Regions from separate parts of the Mus musculus genome. Here region 2 is linked to region 1. The links are chromatin contacts, found by Hi-C or POLR2A ChIA-PET in ENCODE. All regions are on one chromosome and are shown on one strand. Each heading gives the region's core, a stretch centred on a gene start or an enhancer-like site at or near the end of the contact. The rest is flanking DNA. Distances are from core to core; before and after follow the strand shown.

What was found. Hi-C counts contacts between places; a loop is a spot of excess contacts on that map. ChIA-PET counts read pairs that join two places held with the same protein, here RNA polymerase II (POLR2A).
Region 2: a map of gastrocnemius shows a loop between it and region 1 (2.6-fold over the local background). The contact joins two enhancer-like sites. A Hi-C loop is called at or near these places in 11 of 37 maps with a recorded cell type or tissue (Patski, adrenal gland, gastrocnemius and 2 more). POLR2A ChIA-PET finds 5 or more read pairs at or near these places in 1 of 5 experiments (Patski).

The regions. Positions count from the first base shown.
Region 1 is chr1:133,183,498-133,191,145 of GRCm38, forward strand. It overlaps a transcript of Plekha6 not described here. Among named protein-coding and RNA genes, the nearest start is that of Gm51648, 27 kb to the right of the region's middle. RefSeq lists enhancers at 1-720, 2,483-5,996. Within about 2 kb of position 4,679, at least 1 of the 3 ENCODE cell types and tissues checked has a DNase peak (open chromatin) inside an H3K27ac peak, as active enhancers do; it is gastrocnemius, where a contact is called at or near this core.
Region 2 is chr1:133,223,141-133,230,788 of GRCm38, forward strand. It overlaps a transcript of Plekha6 not described here. Among named protein-coding and RNA genes, the nearest start is that of Gm51648, 13 kb to the left of the region's middle. Within about 2 kb of position 3,035, at least 3 of the 3 ENCODE cell types and tissues checked have a DNase peak (open chromatin) inside an H3K27ac peak, as active enhancers do; they include gastrocnemius, where a contact is called at or near this core.

The sequences.
Region 1 (7,648 bases), core at 3,429-5,928:
TAAATACTCTCAGAACCAAACTTCTTTTGGGAGCCAGTGGGGAGTAGGGAAGCTGTGCATGTGCCCCCCAGGATCTTCCACGGCAGGTAGACTCTGGAACTGTGCACCACTATCTCTTAAAGTCTTTCAGAACCTATGTCTACCCGACTCTTTTCCCTCTGAGGCCTAGGACTGCCTTCCTTTGGGAAATCCTGTGGACCCAGACTCCTTACCTCATAACAGCTCCCTGCAGTGGCGGGAACATTCTCCTGTTTGATTGAGACCCTCAATTCCACCCTTTGGTTCTGGTGCTTTGAAGCGTCACAAAACATGCAGCCTTCTCTTTCACACGGGGATTAAAAAAAACAAAGTGTTGCCTTTGCAAACGCTGTTTATAGTCTGCATGTGGGCGCCGGGGCATTTTACATAGCCGCTTTTGAACATTTTAGGCTGTCAGCTTTATTTTCCCTTTACAAATAAACACAATATGTGCATTTTTGTTTATGGGTCCTCCCCTGCTCCCCTGGCATTTAAGATGGTTTCCCCCCCTCCTTAGGATAAACTTTAAGATACAGAATTTATATGATGGCCTATACTTTAGAAATTCTATTCTGTATTGAAATAGTTATTAAACACGGAACTGTGGAAAGAGATTTAGTATCTAAGTCAAACATTTTGGCTGATGTATCTTTTTTAGAATTTATTCACAAACATATGAGCAGATTCGTTGTGCCAACACACATACATATCATAACATTTTTTTTGTTTGTTGTTTTTTTTTTTTGTTTGTTTTGTTTTGGGACAGGGTCTCACTGTGTGGGCTTGGCTGGCCTGGAACTTGCTATATAGACTAGGCTGGCCTCCACCTGCCTCCTAAGATGGGATTCAAAGTATGCTCTAATAGGCCTAAACCATTCAATTTTTTGATCCAGCTGTATGCTGTTGTCGTATAAGCACCTCTCATGTTCTTATTTTTTATAATATTTTAAAGTCGTTTCTTAATGTTTCGTTCCATGTTTGTTCTAATTTTTTTTTTCCGAGACAGGGTTTCTCTGTATGGCCCTGGCTGTCCTGGAACTCACTTTGTAGACCAGGCTGGCCTTGAACTCAGAAATCCGCCTGCCTCTGCCTCCCGAGTGCTGGGATCAAAGGCGTGCGCCACCACGCCCGGCTTTTTCTTTTTCTTTTTTTTTGTTCTAATTTTTTACCTTTATGTTGAATGTAGATATTTTGTTTTTTTCTTTACCCTTTATTAAAAAAAGATATAATGAATATATACATATTCTAATCACTACACTTGTCAATGATGTTTTCCTCTGGAAACATTTCTAAAAATAAAATAAGTGCGTATTTAAAAAATATTTGGATAAAGTTTGCCAGATTCTACATTCAAAAGCACTCATTTACATTCCTAGCAGTTTTGTACAAGAATGCATTTTGTAGGACTGGTGGACTGGTTCAGTGGTTAAGGGCTTGCACTGCTCTTTCAGAGGACTGGAGTTCAGTTCCCAGCCCTGACTTCAGGTGTTCACAGCCACCTGTGACTCCAGCTGCAGGAGGACCTGACACCTGTGGCCTCCAAATGCACCTGCTCTCACGTGCACATACCCAGACTCCCCCAGGAGTTTAAAAAAATTCATAAAAATAAATCTTTCTTAAAACAGAATACACTTGCTGGGGGAATAGAGATGGCTCACACAGGGCCGTGTTTACTGTGTGGAGCAGGAGAGCACATCCATGTGTCTGTAATCAGCACTGGGGGGCGGGGGGGGGGGAATAAGAGGATTCTTGGAGCTTGCTGGCCAGCAAGTCTAAGCAAGTTCTGAGCTCCAGATGCAGAGAGAGAGAGAGACCCTGTCTCAAAAAATAAGGTGGAGAGCAGTAGAGAAAGCCTTCCAATATTGGCCTTTGGCCTCCACACTAATGCATACACAAACAGGAGTGTACACACTCCCAGGCATACACAAACAGGAGTGTACACACTCCCAGGCATACACAAACAGGAGTGTACACACTCTCAGGAATGTGCGCGCATGTGCACGCACACACACACACAATTGTATGGCATGATCACCATTGAATAAATTATAACATCTTTTATGGTGTTAACTTGCTTTTCTTCATTGTTTCAAACCCCTTCAGAAGTAGCAAGAACTAATGTCATGTTTGTGTTTCTTGTGCAACCACTCAGAAGCCAGACAGGTGGGCTGTCGGGAATGCAGTTGGGAAAGTTGGTTCTGAGGTGACCTGCTTATCTCTGTAGACCTGTGGCCATTGGTCCTTATTTCGTGGATTCCGGGTAGTATGGAGACACCTGTGCCGGTAGGAGACAGGGTGATCGGTCCAGACTTTAGGGCTCTTCATGGTTTCATTTGTGCGTGGAGACTCTGCACTTGAGGGAGCTGGCCCAGAGTGCATGATGACCGGAGGTCTCTCCTTATTGCTGAAGTCACTGTCTACCGAGTCTGACTACCATCACCTGAGAAGATCGTGCACCTCTAATTGCCAGTGCCAATTTGCTTCTAATTAGTCAAATGCTAGCAATTAGCTTGTTAAGTTCAACCCGGCTCTGGTGTTGAGGTCATTTTCTTGATTTTGCCTCTTTTCTGGGTCCTCGTGAACACCAGGGGCTGTCTGGAGACTGCAGTCGGCCTGTTTGCCTCACCTGAACCTGGGGCTATGTCACTGCAGATATGAAAGGACAGTAGTGGGGACACACAGCTGTTTTGGTAGATGATGACTGCAGTGCTCAGGGACCTGCTAGAGTCACAGATAGGCAGGGAATCCAGGCTTCTCTTTTTCCAGTCCCTCTGACATTTTTCATCTCTGGGGTGGGAGTAGTCCACTGTGGTCCTAGGATGCAAAAGTGGTTTTCTTTTTAACTTCCCCAAGTCAGGGTCCCACAATATTGTTAAAAAAAAATTCAAGGTCTTACAAGGGAGCAGGAGATGGGCAAATGACTGTTCTGAGTGAATCATATTCTGTAGCAGTGGTGGCTCTCAGCCATTTTTTCTTATTTTTTAAAATACTTATTTATTTAATATACATTCGTACACTATAGTTGTCTTCAGACACACCAGATCTCATTACAGATGGTTGTGAGCCACCCATGTGGTTGCTGGGATTTGAACTCAGGACTTTGGAAGAGCAGTCAGTGCTCTAACCACTGAGCCAGCTCTCAGCCTTCCTAGTGCTCTGACTCTTTAATACAGTTTCATGTTGTGCTGATCCCCAGCCATAAAATTATTTTTGTTGCTACTTCATAACTGTAATTTTGCTACTGTTACGAATTGTAATATAAATACCTTTGTTTTCCAATGGTCTCAATTGAACCCTGTGAAAGGCTTAGTTGACCCCAAAGGCATCACAACCCACACTTTGAGAACCACTGTTCTATAGCGTGGCTCAGAAAGAGACTCCTGTTAGGTGATCCTCACAGGTAAAGATTTTCCCAAATAGTTTCAGTACCCTGGGAAGTTTCTTTAAATCTCTGGGTTTTAGAGTCTGGTGTGATAGTGCATCCCTCTAATCCCAACACTCAGGGGGTTTCAAGTTCTAGGCCATCCTGGACTACATACCAAGATGCTGTCTCCAAAACACAAAACAGAAAACACCTCTGGGTCTCGGTTCTAAGCTATCCTGCAAGAACACGAAAGACCTCTTCCTAGAGGTGAAGATGAAGCATAGTGTGAGTGATGAATCAGCCTCCAAATAATCATTTAATGTCTAAAAAGTCTAGTAGCCAAAGCCAGGTGCGGCAGGGTGGGAGAGGGGTGGAGTAAGCCACTCAAGGGGTTTCAGGATGTCAGTCTGTCCATACCTTAGCTTTGTGACCTTGTGCAAGTCCCTGGATTTCTCCAAGTTTTGGTGGCTCCATATGCAAAGTGAGATAACACACTTGTACTCCATCAAGGTAACTTTACCAATAACACCCAGAGTGTGACCAGCGTAGCAAGAACTAGAGAGTACACGTAGAGACACTTATATTGCGAATACGCTGACTTCTGCGCGTGTTGGGAAGAGGGGAATCCTGAATCAGGCTGACCAGCAGCCGGTGGCTACTCAGTCTGAGAAACTGTTTCTTGTGAGAGGTGACAGTGACAGTGAAAAAAGTGGTGGGTGGCTTGGCAAGTGAAGGGGTTGCTCCCAAGGCTAGGAATCTCAGGTCCATACCTGGGACCCACGTGGTGGAAGAAAGAAAACTGACTCCTGCCTTCTAAGTTATACATGCACACTGTGACATGTGTGAAAGAGAGCGTGCGCTCGAGCACACACACACACACACACACACACACACACTCTCTCTCTCTCTCTCTCTCTCTCTCTCTCTCTCTCTCTCACACACACACACACACACACACACAAATAAAACCTAAAAGGTTGGCTGACAGGGTTCTACATAGTGAGCTCCAGGCCAACCAGGACTAGAAGAGACCCCCAAAAAAAAAAAGTTTGGCTGGCAGGATCAGGCTTGGGTGACAGAACCAGGGAGGTTAGCGTGTGGTTCATGCTCCTTACTGGAGGAGGCTGCTTCATGGGAAACAGAGGTCCCAGACAGCAGGAACTTAATTCCCTCAGGCATGTAGGCCTCTCAGCCTGGGCCAGTCCTGTTAGCAACCTCCCAGCTGCTTGGTAGCCTGGTTGGTCCCCTGACCTTCCTATGCAAGACAGCCCGGTGGCCATGCTGGGTTGCCACGGTAACTGGCAGCCTCCCAGCTGAGTTGCCTGGGTAACCAGTTGGCTGGTATTTGGGGGAGGGGGTACTGAGCTAGGGAGAAAAAAAAATCAACCTCAAAAGAGATGGAGAAGGATATAGGGTGGGACAAAGAGGAAGATGGGTGTGCCCAGCCTTCTTTTTCCTTTAGGGAATTGGAAAATCCTGAGAAAGGCAAAAACAGGATGCTGTGTTGTCTCTGCCCTCACATGTATGTTCCCACATGTGTATGAGTTTCCTGGCAAGGGCCATACAAACACAGGTCTCAGTCCTAGCTCTTCTTTCCCCACCCCTTCATCTGTAAAACAGAGGGGCTGATGGGAGTCCGCATAACTACTCAGTCTGCAGTGGAGGGGCTGATGGGAATCCCCACCATCTGTCCATGGTGGGTCCCCTCTTTTTCCACCTTAATCTTTTTCATTGGTGGATACTTCCTAGACTGTCACCTGCTTTCCTGGTCTGAGCCTAGTTTGGTGGTAGAGCCTGGGATCGGGGCTGGCACTTGGGAGATGTGACTCCTAACTCCTAAGGAGCTTAGCATTCCAATCTGCTGAGGACAGAGAGCAAGTCACACAGGTGAGAACTCTGAACACAGTTAAGGAAGTCTGAAAGGTGCCGCCTAATGGGATGTTGCTGAGAAGCCGATATGAGATTTATCCTTCTCTAATAACAAGCATGCTACCTTCACTTGCCACAGCTTCCTGCTCTATTCCAGGAAGGCTCCCCACACCGTTTTCTAAATATAGCCTTGACCCTTCTCTTGATTTCACACCCACTGGTGAGTCACCACATGGAGTTTGAGAAACACAGAGAGGCTGCAAGGAACCCCAGGCTCTCTCTTACGTTCCACACCGAGTATTGCCTGTCCGGACCTTGCGGCTCCTATCTGTGAGGTTAACCAAGGGTCAGCGGTCACTCTATCTGCTACGGTCACAGAGGCATGTCCCCAACTTGGGACCTCAACAGGTATATTGCTCAGGTTCACAGTCTATTCTTTGTCTATTGTCTTTGTTAGGTTTCTATTGCTGTGAAGAGACACCATGACCATAGTAACTCCTCCTTCTCTTCCTCCTCCTCGTCCTCGTCTCCTTCTCCTTCTCCCTTTTCTTTTCTTCTTCTTTTTCTTTATCGAGACAGGGTTTCTCTGTCCTGGAACTCACTCTGTAGATCAGTCTGGCCTCCAACTCAGAAATCCACCTGCCTCTGCCTCCCAAGTGCTGGGATTAAAGGCATACGTCATCACTGCCCGACCACCACAGCAACTCTTAAAAAGGAAAACATTTGATTGGGGCAGGCTTACAGTTCAGAGGTTTAGTTCATTATCATCATGGTAGGAAGCATGGCAGCATGCAGGCAAATATGGTGCTGAAGAAGGAGCTGAGAGTTCTACCTCTGGATCAGCAGGCAACAGGAAGAGAGAGTGACACTGGGCTTGGCTTGAACATTTGAAACCTCAAAACCCTCCCACAGTGACACACTTCCACCAAGGCCACACCTCCTAACAGTGCCACACCCTAAGAGCCTATGGAGGCCATTTTCATTCAAACTACCAAATGTACTGAGTCTGTCATCCTGAGCTATTCCCTCCCTCCCCTCTCCCTCCTTCCCTCCCTTCTCTTCTCTTCTCTTCTCTTCTCTTCTCTTCTCTTCTCTTCTCTTCTCTTCTCTTCTCTTCTCTTCTCTTCTTTTTTGAAATGGGGTCTCACAGCGCAGCCCAGGTTGGCCTTGAACTCACAGACTGGCTTGTCTCTGCCTCTTAAGTGCTGAGATTAAAGTTGTAAACCACCACACCCAGTGATAGATACAGAGAGAGGACCTGGAGTGCATCCAGAACTGGGGTGCTTTTCGTCTATTGTCTTGGGGTGTGAAGGGGTGGGTTTAGGAATGATACAGAAAGAGGAAGCTGAAGGAATCTGGGTCTTGTGTGAGGGGAGTCAGGTGGGGAAGGTGAGTAGGAGGGCTAGCCTTGTGCAGTAAACATCCATCCAGACCCTTGCCCCACCCAATCTTATCCAGAATGTCTTTTGCTTGCTAGGTTCAGTTGAATGTAATGGAACACAGATTCTCTGTTGAGTTTTTGGCACCATGCCTATGGGTGTCCAGCTTTTGGGAGACATTTCTGACAGAAAAGGCTTCCACCAGGCCTCGGAGTAAACATCCTGTCGTTTTCTCGCTCTTTTGTACAATGCCATGACGGTGCTGACCAGTAAGAAGCCCAAGTGTGTGGGATCCACCACGAGCCAGGTTCTATGGGAGATCTCAGAACCTAGAGGTTGAAGTTAGCAGGGGCTGGAGGGATGGGGCTCTGGAATACGTAGGCAGAATGCTGGCCATATTCATCTGAAGGATTTAGAAGCACGTGGAGAAACTCATACTGCTGGCCTCCGTTTTGAACTGTGAGCTTTGTGAACTCGGCCTGTTTCTCAGTCTCTCTGACCTGCTTTCCTCTTAGGTTGTGGGTGGCACTCAAAGAATGGGTGGGGCGAGCCCTCCCTTTCCACGGGAACTTTGCCCTTTGTAAACAGAGTGGGCCAGGTGTTTGCAGCCCACACATCTTACGGTTTGGGTGTATTCCCTTTATGGCTCCAACCGATAGCCTTGTGGCCCAGATGAGGTTGGGTGGGGCAAGGGCCTGCTGTGAATGCGCTCAGCATCTACAGGCGACAGATTTGAATGGTGTTCTGGACTTTGTGTCGTAAGGATAGAATACTTGGTGCAAACAACTTTGGAGAGAGTCACTTTATTTTGTCTCAAGGTTTCAACTTCATCTTGATAGGGAGGGTGTGACAAAACCAAGCCTGGTGGGAAGGAGGGAGCAGCAGGAGAAGGAGGGAGGAAGGGAGGGAGAGGGAGAGAGAATGTCTGCTCTTCTAGACTATTTTCTCCCCCCCCCTTTTCTTTTTCTTTTCTTTTTTTTTTTTTTTTTTATTGCTAGGGTTTCAAGCACTTCAGGCA
Region 2 (7,648 bases), core at 1,785-4,284, 38 kb after region 1:
AAGATCTCCCCTCTTGGGAAACTGGCAGGACATCCCAGTGTCCACAGAGTCCCTAAGCCAGGTGAGCTGGAAAGTGCTGGGTCTGACAGGCCACTGTGCACTGTGGTGGGGACAGCCATGGTGGGTGCAGCCATCTTTGTGAAGCAGTGTGGAGAGGGAGCCCATGGGAACTTCAGCCACACTCCATCATTGGGGACCTAGAGCTCCAGTTGCCCAGACAGCCAGGAGCACCCAGGAGTTGAAGCTGAGTTTGGAAGTGACTGAAGGGCTCTGCTTGGAAATGTTTCCAAGCCCCTGAGAGGACACACACACTAAAGGACATATGCTGGTGATTTGCTCCTCATGGCTTGGGGCTGCCTGCACGTCCATTCGCTTTTCTTTTGTGCCAATCTAAGCACTCTTCAGTGCATTTGCCGAGGAATAGGACCGGGTGGGACTCTGGACAGAAGACCCCCAACCCTGCTCCCTGTTCTCCTGAGGGCTGCAACCTGCTGTGAGCCCTGCAACTCGGCTCCTGCTCAGGCTGAAGGCAGGCAGCTGAGCCAGGGACAGGCCACACTTGTCCTCCTCTGGTGGCCGAGATGTGAGCATTTTGGGTCTGGATGGCTTTTGGCCCGTTTTCCCCCAAGCCAGGAGGGAATGGATGCCTCCAGAGGACAGAACCTGCAAAAGGCCTGCCTGCTGTTCGCCTCTTCCAAGCTCAGGAACTCTGTCTTGGGGTGGGAAGGGGGGCTTGGCAAACAAAGGGAGTGGAGGGAGGGAGACGAGGAAACAAGTGATCCCACCAACAGTGTAGTCTGACTGCTTTCATGTTGGGAAGCAGGAAAAGGCATAATATTCAGTTTTATTCAATTAAATGTGTGTGTTGAGTGTATTTGTGCAGGTGTGCATGCAGGCATGCTCACTTGTGTGAGTGCATGGGGGGCAGAGGTCATTGTCCTGTGTAGTCTTTAGTCACTTCTCTTTATTGTTATTGTTATTATTATTATTATTATTATTATTATTATTACTGGGAAAAGGCTTTTTAATGAACTTGGGACTTCCCATCCAGGCTGCTCAGAGTGAGCAGCAAATCCCTGGGAGCTACCAGTTCCTACCATGCCAGCGTTAGGGTTACAGTTTGGTGTCACCAATGCCCAGTGTTTCATGTGGGTGCTGGGTGTGTGTGTGTGTGTGTGTGTGTGTGTGTGTGTGTGTGTGTGAGAGAGAGAGAGAGAGAGAGAGAGAGAGAGAGAGGGAGAGAGAGATTATTCCATAACAAACCTCCCTTTTGCCTACCTCAGATCTACCCCAGTCCCCTTAGAATGGCCTTCATTACCTGTGCATACTATGCTCTTCCTAGGATACAGAAGATGCACTAAGTTAAGGAGTGGGTCAGCTAAGTATGATTGTGAGCTAAACACAGCCTACTATCTAATTTTGTGTGCTCTGTAAGGTAACAGTGGTGTTTATATTTTAAATACCTGGAAACCCACCAAAACCAGATTATCATTTTGTCAGCAGCTCTGTGGGTGCTGGGAAATGAACCCTGGTCCTCTACAAGAGCAGCCAGGGCTCTTAACCACTGAGCCATGCATGTCTCTAGCCCCTGAACACTATTTTGTACACATAAAAACTACCTGAAATTCAGGTCTTAGTGAGACTTTTGTGGACACTCCCATGCTGTCCCATTTCTGTCTGCTGCTGCTCTCCCTACCCTGGGAAAGCTGATATGGTGCAATGGAGACTCTGTGCCCTGGAGGTTGACATCTACCCTTTAACCTAACATTTGTTGACTTCAGTTCTAGCCATCTCAGTAGTCATAATCATTTTTAACCCAGTATTGGGGATGAAGCTCATTGGTAGGACATTTATTCAGTATGCACAAGTTCTTGGGGTCTCCATTCACTCACCCCATTATTTGAATTCAAATAGTAGAATGCTAAATTCACTTCACCTTCCACTCACTATCTCTTGGAGACCATGCCATATCAACCATTGTCAGAGGGTGGGTAAGCTTCATTTGACTTTAGAGAGGCTAAGTTTAAGGAGAAGCCTGGCTGCCCTGGAAATGCTGAATAGGAAGTTGTGCTCCTGGAGATCAAGCGTGGAGCCTGAAAATGGAGCCCATGAGAGACAGTGGCAAGGAGGTCAGCCACCTGAGTCTGTCACCTTGGCCTACAGATCAAATATTTCCCTCAGCAGAAATGAAGCATTGCATTGTGCCGACTGGGCCAGGGCCACTCCAGAGGTCACCAGGCTGGATGTCAGAAAGTGGACAGAGAAACAGGAAACCAAGCCTTGAGGGAACAGTAAATAGTAAGGCTGTTGACTGGTCTCTCCTGAGTCAGAAGAAAAGCAATAAAGTCGGGTGTGGCATTGTGATGGGGAGGGACAGTGGATACCTGCTGAGTGTCTGATGTACACCTCCTGCCTGCAACACCTTCTCTTATTGAACCGGTACCCTGAGGTAGCATCCTTAACATCATTTTACAGATGAAGACATTTAGACTCAGAAGTCAAGGGACCATTCCCCAAAGTCAGCAAGTAAGAGTATTGGGCTTTAAAGCTTTCTCTTTCCCTTCTGCCAACCAAGGATGCCAAGTCGGGCTGGCAGTCCCTCTCCAGCTTTGCCAGGCCATTCCATTTCTGGCTTCTACATTTGTCACCATGACTGCTACCATCTTTTGCCATTCTCATGTTTCCTGATTGGGTTGTCTGTGCCAAAATAAGGGAAGGGGGTGGCCCTCTGAGGGTGCTATGCAGAACATTGGAAAAGGAGAGGAGAGAAAGGTGTATTTTAAAACTTCTGTATGTCAGACCCACATCTTCTACCAGAATGATTTAAAAAACAAATCTCAAAATCTTTGCTCCTAAGCTGGGAGTTTGGCCTGCATTGTTATGGCTGTGACCACTTTGGTACCAGGACCTGAACTGCTGGTGGGGATTGGGGTTGAGAAAGCGGTAGACAGCTCCTGGCAGGACTGTCTGTGTGCTTGCTCAGTTGGCTGGGCTTGCTTTCAGGAGCTACTGCAGCTAGGGGGCTGTCTGCTACTAGGGAGCAAGCCAGGAGCACCGGAAGGCAAGGTGGGCAGTAGGCGGCAGGCTGGGGAGCAGGGCCCTGCTAGGTTATGTAGGACCCAGCCAACCTGCAGCTCCAGACTCCACATATCACCTTTTCAGAGTTCTTCTCTTGGGTTTTCAGCCAGTGTTTCTTCAGTTAACACCGGAGGGAGGGGAGAGCAAGAGCTCTGATGCGAGAGCCTTGCCTGAAGGCTGGGGAAAATTCTTCATCCCAAGCTCCTTCTCTTTCTCATGGGAGCTGAAGCCGAGGCAGCTGTCACAGCTGCCACCATGGGCACATTTCTTGCAACAGGAGTGCTGCTTCTCCTCTTCTCAGTCAGCGAGTGCTCTGCGTCTCTCAGCTGGGCTCTAACTCTCAGCATAAAAGGTAAAATTAGGGAGCTTGGAAGTGTTAGCTAGGAAGGACTGGGGCTACCCAAACCTTCCAGGGAACATCAGAGAGGACTATGTCACCGTAAAGGGGTGTCCATTCTCCCTTACCCCCTCTCCCTTTCAGGTGTCCCCACTTTTCTCCTAACAAATACGATCCTGGATCCCTCGACCTTGGGGCCTCCCATGGAGCTATCTCATTTTTGGAATGAAATATGGATATCGATGTACTCGGAGTAAGGGATCAGAGAGAGGCCTTACAGAGGTGGGTCTGTAGTGGAGTGTCCAGTGAACTCATGTCTCTGGGAGAGCTTTGGTGTGGCAGGCACTTGGCTCCCTTCTGGTGTAGCTAAACTAACCAGTGGCTTCCGGCACGATCTCCATGTACAGTTACTTTGAATCAGCAGGGAGAGTCAGAGCTGTGAGAGACAAATGCCAGGAGCACTTTATTCTCAGTGCAGGGCAGGAGGGAGGCCAATGCCTTAGGTGGGTGGGGCTGGCATTATGCCTGGATATGGATATTTGGACGGGAAAGTGATTAGAGGCGGAGGGTGAGGCTGGCTGAATGCTGTTCTGGGTTTGCGTGTTATCAAGCCGCAAGAGGCAGAACTCGGCAGACTACCTAAGAGAGGTTGATGGGCAGGCGGCTTTGGTTTGCTGCCAGGGCCCATTTGAGCTGTAACTGGCCTTGTGGGCAGCACATGCTGTGAGACAGGATTTAGCCGGGATCTGGCTGGGATGGTGGGTGGGCCAGGATGAATGGGGCTCAGCGAGAACATGGAGGTTGGATTTGAAAAGTAGATTTAGGGGTGATGAGATATGCATTAGAAGAGCTAGAGACAGACCTGGAGTGGTTGGAAATGAATATCAGGGGGTGCTGGGGGATGTTCTAAAGTTGCAACCGCCCAGGAGTTCTCGGCTCCCTGTGGAGATGTAATCTGGAAGAGAAAACCAGGGTTGCCTGCTGCCTTTGAGGAAATCAGTGTTTGAGTGTGTGATAGGCAGTGTGAATTTGGCAAAAACAGGAACTCAGTGCCTTGGGGTGGGGATAGGATGGGCCAAGCACACTGCCCCTCAGTAACAGTGTAATTAGCAGTTTGTGTGGTGTGGTTATTTTTTAAATTGTGGGAATTTAAAGAAAATATTTCTCATTTATGTCACCAGCTTCTTCTAAATAGAATTTCCAGTATTGACTGCTTGGTAGAAGCCTCCGTGTAGGGTTCTGGCCCACAGGCAGCAGCAACAATCATTGGTTGTATCAGTATTCCAGCTCAGAGCCACAGCAATGTGTGTCTACTCTGCTGTCCTAGCCCGTGCGGGACATCAGCAATGTGTGTTCATCTGCTGTCCTTGCCAGTGCGGGACATGCATTCTCAGCTCTCCCTCTCTTGGCACTGCATCAGGTACAGGATGGGTAAAGGTGGAAGGGAGCCGACTCTGACCCTCATGGGGCTCCCTGTAATAATGCAGGGAGCACCTATTCCCCCGGTGCAGATGAAGAAGGAGCTGAGAGAGGCTGCCCTCTGTGAGTCGGTGGGAAGAAGCAGCAAACTCATGATCCAGTTCCTAACCCAGTTCCTAATCACGTGCTGGTCCTGGTGCACGTCCCTCTGGTCAGTCAGCTCCGTTCTTTATGTGCCTCCCTCTGCTGGTTCACCCCAACCCCCACCCCCACCCCAGCCAAATGTAGAAAACACTCCTTTGGGTGGAGAAGCCCTACTCTGTGGCCTCCAACTGTGTCTTGCTGATGGGGTGCTCACAGCCACGCCCACAGCCTACTGAATATCTCAGGTATTATTTATCACCTCAGCCAAATTGTCTTTCTGTCTTCAACTTGAATTATTTAAAATGTAAAGAGGACAATAAAATTAGAGTCTCATAGAAGCATGGGGATCCAGGGTGGAGAGGGAGCCTCGGTGAACATTAAATCATAAAGTTACCAAACCCTTCCTGGTGCTCTGTAGTTGGCAGTGGTATCTTCCCAGAGGCTAAGCTAACATGCTTGTGGTTTCCACCCCCACCCATGGCCAGCACCAAGGGAGGCCAAAATCTCCAAAGTTTAGGATCTTTTTTCTTAACTCTTATGCTCAAATTAAAAACAGTCATAGAGAGGTCATCTGCCCTTTGAGTCCCAAGGTTTCAAGTTTTGGCTTATGGCAGATAAGATGAATTAAGAAAAGCAAAGAGAATGTATTTTTCTTTTTCTCTTTCTTTCTTCCTTCCTTCTTCCTTTCCTTTCCTTCCTCCCTTTCTTCCTTTTCCTCTCCTTCTTCTCCTCCTTCTCCTCTTTTTCCTCTTCCTCCTCTTCTTTTTGAAAGCAAACTGTATTTCGTGTGAAGGACTTCTCTTGTGATGCGAGATGTGTTACAATATCCTGAGGTTACAGCTTCCTGTCTTTTCATGGTGGACAGTGAGGAGAGATGGTATTGGGCTTTATGATTTCCTTATTTGGCAAAAACCAAAAGCTTGGCAGCCTTACATTGGTTCCTCAGATTTCAATATTTGAAGTTTTACTGGCCCATGTAGTCCACAGATTTTGCTTCCAGCATTTTCTCTAAGCGGATCCTCTGCTAAGGCCTCCTTCGGGCAGCCTCCTGCAGGCTCAGTTTCTGATCCCATCCTGGCCCCTTTCTCTGCAGCCCTCACGCCCAGGGAGTTCAAACTGAGTTTTGGCTTCCCTGCAGTTCCCAAGATAAAGGAGGTTTCCTCTCCAAAACAAGGCCACTGGCCAGGGGTCAGCTCTTACTTCCTCTTCCGTGTCCTGGATGACTCCAATGGAGACTCCTTTCCAGCTGCTGGGCTGGGGCTTGTAGCTCCTGTCCAGAGTCGTCTTTTAGAAATGATGATATCATCTGCCCTCGGAAACCACAGAGGGGATTTGTGGAGTATATTTTGGGAGCGGTACACAAGGTCTGTTTTGCACTTGGGAGTCTTGGTACCTAGTATCAGTCATTTATAAACATCTCTTTATGTGGCTAGGGAAGGGACATTTACAATGTTCAATTTCTAGTGCCTGAAGTCTTGGCTTCTCCTGAGCGCTCAACTATAGATGGTTACTCTTCCAAATCGGAGGCTCCCAGAGGCCTTAGAGCATCAGAATCATTCCCCTTCTGAGGATTTAGACCTGAGAGTCTGAAAAATATGTGGGATTCCCCAGGCAGGTCCCCAGTTACCAGACCCTCAGGCTTGTGGTTTCTCTGAACATGTGTGTAGACTTGTAGGTGCAGAAGCATTGGGGGGAGATTAAGTTGGAACCACCCTGGAAATTGAACTGGATTCTCTTTTTCTGAGGTACATTTTTTGGTCCTTTCTCAGAAGCACAAATTAGGCTCTTCTAGTTCAAGAAATTTCTATATTAGGCAGGTTGTTATGTTGAAGGAGTATGTAGCAGACCATAAGCTCTCCTTGGGCACAGAGAAGTGTGGTGATCTTGTCTGAGGTTGCATAGGGCTCTGGTCCCAGAGGTCAAGCCCAGGTGCCAGAGAGTCCCCTCTCTGCAAGGTTTCTGGAATGGTGATATGGTAAAGCCTGAACCCGGAGCTTCTGGCAGATACTATGGGCTGTTCAGACTAGCTGGAGGGGGAGGAGGGGCACAAAACAAAAGCGATGCAAGAACGGCACATTAAAGATCTCAGCCACTTGAGGGTACACAGTAGAACGGGGCCATCTCATGGTTTACTGGAGTTTGGGGAAGACCAGTGATGGCGACAGATACTTCTCTTAAGTCATCTCTGGTCGCTTCTCCTACTGGTGGCAGCTTTCTTCAAAAAGCCTTTGATATGAGCTAGGTGTGGTAGTACCTACCTTTAATTCCAGCACTTGGAAGTCAGGGAGGTGGGTTCTGGGAGATAGACATTTTCCTGTTCCACACAGTGAGTTTCAGCCCAGCCAGAGTTAGTGAGACCCTGACTCAAACCAACAAACGAAATAAAACAACACAAAATATAAACCCCTTATTGCTATGGGTTCCCAGCTCCTCGCTGGAGTTGAGCCCAGGGCCTTGCTCCTGCTCCATCACGGCGATCCACTTTAAGATCTTCTAATAAAATTTTGTGTGTGTATGTTTCTACATATGGGTATGTGCACACGAGTACAAGGGCCTATAGAGTCCAGAGGGTATAATTACAGGTAGTTATAACCTATATAACATGGATGCTGAGAACTGATCTCTGGTCTAACAGAGCAGTATGTGCTCTTAACCATTGAGCCATCTCTC